Linked DNA regions of Homo sapiens: region 2 is linked to region 1. The links are chromatin loops, found by intact Hi-C in ENCODE. Cell type or tissue: PC-9. All regions are shown on one strand. Links, peaks and the distances in the headings refer to the core of each region. The heading gives the core; the rest is flanking DNA.

Region 1 (2,905 bases), core at 177-2,676:
CAGGTAGATATATGTGTAGGGCCCACATACCAAATGTGTCAAGATCGACATCACAAACTCCTAAGTAAAAGATACTCTATCTTTCTACTTGGACAGGTGTATCCTCACAGTGATTGGGAGAGCCAGATTTAAATCTGAATTCACAGACACCTAGAATACTGGGCTAGAGTGTGCCTCCGTGGGGAGGGTGAGTCCCAGCCCAGGAGCAGCGGCCAGTGCCCTGCTCTACCCAGCCCAAGCACCATCCAGCACCACCAGGCTCCTTGTGTGGCACCCCAACCCATGTGTCCCAGCTCCCTCCACTGTCCCCCAGCACAGCATTCCATTGACCACCCCATGGGCCTTGGAGTACACACCTGGGCTGTGCTGGCTGCCTGGGGACAGAACTGGGGAAGGCCTGAGGGACAAAGATGCTGGTTCTAGTAGTCACATTTCCTTTTTTTTTTTTTTTTTTTTTTTTTTGAGACAGAGTCTCACTCTGTTGCCTAGGCTGGAGTGCAGTGGTGTAATCTTGGCTCACAGCAATCTCCGCCTCCCAGGTTCAAGCGATTCTCGTGCCTCAGCCTCCTGAGTAGCTGGGACTACAGGTGCACAACACCACACCCAGCTAATCTTTGTATTTTTTGGTAGAGATAGGATTTCGCCATGTTGGTCAGGCTGGTCTCGAACTCTTGACCTCAAATGATCCGCCTGCCTCAGCCTCACAAAGTTCTGGGATTACAGGCGTGAGCCACTGTGCCCGGCCAGTAGTCACATTTCCTTAGCTCTATGAGGAGGGGCAGAAGGGCAGGGTAGAGGCCCTTGCTGCCCAGTCTAAGGGAGTTTTCAATGAGAAACAGTCCATAAACAAGACAAATCAGTAAAATACGTGGTCTAGTAAAAGTGAAGCATGGAGGAAAATGGAGCTGGGATGGGGCCTAGGGAGGAAGGGCCTGGGGGTAGGGCTCAGTTCTAGGAGCCAGGGAAGGCACTGCTGGGAAGGTGGCATTTGGACAAAGACTGGAGGCTATCAGGGAGCAAGTATGCAGTGTCCTGTCTACATAAAAGGAATGGCAAGGGCTAAGGGTTTAGCAGGTTTCAGCAGGGTTTAGCAGGGAGGCCAGTGTGGCTGGAGCAGAGGGACGGGTTGAGATGGGTCGAGAGTGTGTGCAGAGATGAGGTTGGACAGGTAAGGAGCGGGGGGCCAAGGCGCCCAGTCCTGGGTGTCCTCCTTCACGCCTGGGCTGGAGGCTGAGTTCAGGGCAAGGCCCAGTCCCAGGAGCCCTGAAAAAGGCCTGACTCAGCTCCATCCCGGGGCTGGCAGAACCTGGTTCCTCCTCTGCTGTATCCTCAGTCCCTGAGGATGCGGCAGGGCCTGTCGGGGCCTGTGGGCAGCTGCAGAGCTGGCAGGCGGGAGCTAGGAGATTCCTCTCTCGGGGAACCGGGGAGCCTGTCTGAGAGCGCCCTGTAGTCTGGTAGGGCGGTGGCTAAGACAGCAGCCCCTAAAGGCTGCAGATGTGGGAGTGACTCACCACCCTGGCCTCTCAGTGGGCTGAAAGGAGACCCCTAGGAGGCGATGGTGGAAAAGCACTCAGTGTTTAGCGCTGAGCCTGCAGTGCAGTTGGGGATCGCCAGGTGGTCACTGCCAGCCTTGTCCTCGCTTGGTATTAGGCCCTCTCCAAGTTAGAGGTGGGGTGGGAAGCCACCCCTGCATTCCCTGTACCCACTGCCCAGCAAGCGGCAGGGGTGTGGCGGGCCGGGGAGGAATCTGAGAGGGGCGGGGCGGGTCAGGAATGCCTGGGCTCCGTTCCAACTTCTGTCCCCACTGTTGTCCATCCGGTAAACCACGGCCAGCCCACAGCTGACAGGGCAGGGCGCTGAGACCTCTGTGTGTCCTCCAGGAACCTGACGACCCAGGCACTCCAGGAAGACGATGCCCACTAATTACAAGAATGATAGACTGGGCGCAGTGACTCAAGACTGTAATCTCAGCAGTTTGGGAGGCCGAGGCGGGCCGGTCACTTGAGGCCAGGAGTTCAAAACCAGCCTGGCCAACAAGGTGAAAACCCATGTCTACTAAAAATACAAAAGATAGTGGGGCATGGTAGAGGGCGCCTGTAACCCTAGCTACTCCGGAGGCTGAAGCAGGAGAATCCTTGAACCTGGGAGGTGGAGGTTGCAGCAAGTCGAGATCCCACCACTGCAGTCCAGCCTGGGTGACGAGCAAAATTCCATCTCAAAAAAAAAAAAAAGATAATTAGTAGGACTTGAACAAATTAAGCAGTTACCATGTGCCAGGTAAAACGCTGAAGTTTCACTCCAAATCAAACCACGTTTCCTCAGAGCCTCTGCACTTGCTGTGCCCTCTGCCTGGCATGCCATTCCCCTAGATTTCTCTCGGCTCCCTCACGTCCTTCAGGCATCACCCACATGTCAGCCTGTCAGAGATGCCAGCCCTGAAGGGGACTGCATCCTCCTTAGAATTGCAGCCCTGCACCCCCCAATGCTTTATCTTTTCTGTCTTTCTTTCTTTTCTTTTCTTTCTTTCTTTTTCTTTTTTTTTTTCTTTTTTTTGAGACCGAGTCTCGCTCTGTCGCCCAGGCTGGAGTACAGCGGCATGATCTCAGCTCACTGAAACCTCCACCTCCCGGGTTCAGGCGATTCTCCTGCCTCAGCCTCCTGAGTAGCTGGGATTACAGGCACCTGCCACCACACCTGGCTAATTTTTGTATTTTAGTAGAGACGGGGTTTTACCATGTTGGTTAGGCTGATCTCAATCTCCTGACCTCAGGTGATCCACCCACCTCGGCCTCCCAAAGTGCTGGGATTACAGGTGTGAGCTACCATGCTGGCAGATTTTTGTATTTTTTAATTAGGTACTGGGTTTCACTATGTTGACCAGACTGGTCTCAAACTCCTGAACTCA
Region 2 (2,905 bases), core at 238-2,737, 54 kb after region 1:
TTTCCATTCTAGATCCATCACTTTGGCCTAGAAAGGAGCCTCATGCCAAGGTCCACCCATGCAGCCCCTAAAATCCCCTTTTCCACCGTGCCCGGCTGAGTTTTTAAAATTCTAGTTTTCCACAGATGGAAATGTGAACTGTCTTGTAAAGTATTCCATATATATATATTTTTTTTTTTTTTTTAATTTTTTTTTTTTGAGATGAAATCTTGCTCTTGTCCCCCAGGCTAGAGTGCAATGGTGCGCTCTCAGCTCACTGCAAGCTCTGCCTCCCGGGTTCATGCCATTCTCCTGCCTCAGCCTCCTGAGTAGCTGGGACTATAGGTGCCCAACACCACGCCCAGCTAATTTTTTTTTTTTTTTTTTTTGCATTTTTAGTAGAGACGGGGTTTCACCGTGTTAGCCAGGATGGTCTCAATCTCCTGACCCCATGATCCTCCCCCACTCAGCCTCCCAAAGCACTGGGATTACAGGCATGAGCCACCACGCCCAGCCCTTCTAAAGTATTTTAAATTCTAGTTTTCCAAAGATGGGAATGTGAATTGTCTTGTAAAGTATAACCGTCTCCTGCCCCTCCTTTATAACAGGCCTTGGAGAATTTTGCCCCTCCTTTATAACAGGCCTTGGAGAATGTTTCTCCCCCATTCTTTCTCTTTAATCTGGGCAAGGTGTCTTTATTAATAATATCACAGACCACCACACACACCTTGAGGTTTAGTTCTCTTCCGCACAGTGTGTGAGTGCCTTCTGTGTGCTCTGTGTCAGTTACCAGCCTTGTTTCCAGGAGTTTGGAGCTGACCCAGGGGTGATAGAAAACACTGGGATGCCAAGTCGTCAGACAATGGGCTCATTTAGAATTCAGGTGGGGTGGGACTGTGTGGGCTGGGTCAGCTGGTGGAGCTTCCCCAGAGTGGGGAGGCCAGGGGGAGTCTGGGATGTGGGGTGGTATGTGAACAGGAATACGGGGAGACTCTCAGCCTCTGTTGTTGGCTGAGAGGGGGATGCCCCAAGCCTAGAGAGGTGGGGGCGGGACCTCCTGTGCAGAGACTGGGAGACAGGAATATGACAGATGGTATATTTGGATGGTGACTCAGATAGGTCAAGTGAAACTGAACTTCCGGTCCTCGAGTCACACAGGAGGGTAGGGGCTGTGAGAAAACTCCCTCGTTGGTTCTTCCTACAGGGCCTTTGAGGCAGACAGGGCTCAACAGAGCCTGGCAGGACTGCAGAAGGACAATAGTGTGGCTGGTTGGGTGAGGCCCTTTTGGCCTGAAGGCTAGCAAGCTGGGAGAACTTGGAGAACCCGGACAGCAGGTCCTCTGCCCTCCCGCTGCCTGGGGCAGCCCTTGGAGAGGCCTGAGTGGTCTAGGCTGATACATCAGGCTTGGGGCAGCCCCGCTGGGCTATCCCATACCCTCTCCCCTGCCCCCACATGTTTATCCCAAATCCCCTTCTCCTCAAGCTTGCTTCTAGGTGCCCATCTCACCCATCCTACCCATCCATGTGTCTATCCTCCATTCGTTTGTTCAGTAATGATGGAGGGGCTGTTATGCGCCAAGCACTGTTGTGAATGGCGGACACAGAGACCCAGACACATATGAATGTCCCCCATCATGGAATTTGTATTCTCAGGTATTGCAGGGAGCAGGCAATAAACATAATCAATGTGCAAAATATTTAGAGCACTGAGTGGAGACAGGTGTGTAGGAAAGATGAATCGGAATGGAGCATTGCTGGGAAGTACTAGGGTGATCTGAGAAGGCCTCACTGAAGGGGGACATTTGAGCAAAGACCCAAGAGAGGTGAAGGATCAGGCCATGTGACTAGGTAGGGAAGGGTGTTCTAGACGGAGGGGAGGGCGTTCTAGATGGAGGGAACAGCAAAGACACACCCCTGACACTGAGCAGAAGGGCAAGGTCAGTGATCAAGGGGCAGGGGCTGGCAGAAGGGCAGAGGGGGTGGCAGCATGTGGAGGGCCTTGTACCCATCACCAGGACTTTGTCTTTCACTTGGGACTCCTCTGGTCCTTTAGCCCAGATCCACCGGCTGCCTCCTCCTGCCAGTTCTGCCTCCCCTCTCCATTCTGGGCAGTGGAGCCTGATGGTTAGTAGCATGGGCACTGGCCTGCCTGCTCAGGTTCTGAGCTGAGCACAGAGGTCTGGGCCTCCCCTGGGCTTCTGCTCCATTTGGCCCAGGGTGGGGCCATGGACTCCCATTTCCAATGGCGCTGCTGGCTCTGGCATATTCTGACCCCTCCACTGGGGACACCTCCCAGTGTTCCTTGCCTGGCTCATTTCTCTCTCAGGGCCATCTTCGTTGTTGCTACCTCTAGGAAGCCTTCTCTGATCCTCATCCCCAAGGCCTGTGTCGGGATACGTCCTACTCCTTCCCTTTGCCAGTTGGGATCCCCTGGGTTCCTTTATGCTCCCCCACCAGGCTGGGTACTTGGGAAGTATTCGCAGCCCCCAGCATTAAGCCTGGCATGTAGTTGCCACTCAGTGAGTAGTTTGATGAGGGGCTCTTTGCTGTGGGAGGATTAGGCTGCAGGGTTACCCCATAACCCCCAGTGGAGGTGACTTATGTCCATCTTTTGGGGACTTTTGCAGTGAGGGAGTGCATTATAATGGAGAGGAGGAAGCCAGATTCCTAAAACTTTCAATCACATTTTGCTCCTCTCAGAAACAAAAACAAAACAAAACAAAAACACAGGCCGGGCATGGTGGATCACGCCTGTATTCTCAGCACTTTGGGAGGCCAAGGCCAGAGGATCACCTGAAGTCAGGAGTTTGAGACCAGCCTGGCCGACATGGCGAAACCCAGTCTGTACTAAAAACATAAAAATTATCCGGGCGTGTTGGTGGGCGCCTATAATCCCAGCTACTTGGGAGGCTGAGGCAGGAGAATC

Evidence for each region. Hi-C counts contacts between places; a loop is a spot of excess contacts. Peaks named below come from ENCODE experiments on the same cell type or tissue, not always from the same donor. Only the 100,000 strongest peaks of a DNase experiment are listed, where the experiment ranks them.
Region 2: a loop joins it to region 1, with 11 times the contacts of the local background. A loop is called at or near these places in 7 of 110 quality-filtered maps.

The regions. Positions count from the first base shown.
Region 1 is chr16:68,706,109-68,709,013 of GRCh38, forward strand. It overlaps a transcript of CDH3 not described here. Among named protein-coding and RNA genes, the nearest start is that of CDH1, 30 kb to the right of the region's middle. RefSeq lists enhancers at 924-1,481, 1,686-1,830, a silencer at 1,318-1,612 and a cis regulatory region at 1,758. In PC-9, for the core only: CTCF peaks have their summits at 1,544 and 1,743; a DNase peak (open chromatin) is centred at 1,793; H3K27ac peaks cover 1,976 bases.
Region 2 is chr16:68,759,919-68,762,823 of GRCh38, forward strand. All of the region lies in intron 2 of CDH1 (cadherin 1), which reads left to right. Among named protein-coding and RNA genes, the nearest start is that of CDH1, 24 kb to the left of the region's middle. RefSeq lists enhancers at 839-998, 1,029-1,078, 1,089-1,138. In PC-9, for the core only: no CTCF peak of the experiment used is centred there; a DNase peak (open chromatin) is centred at 1,213; H3K27ac peaks cover 1,612 bases.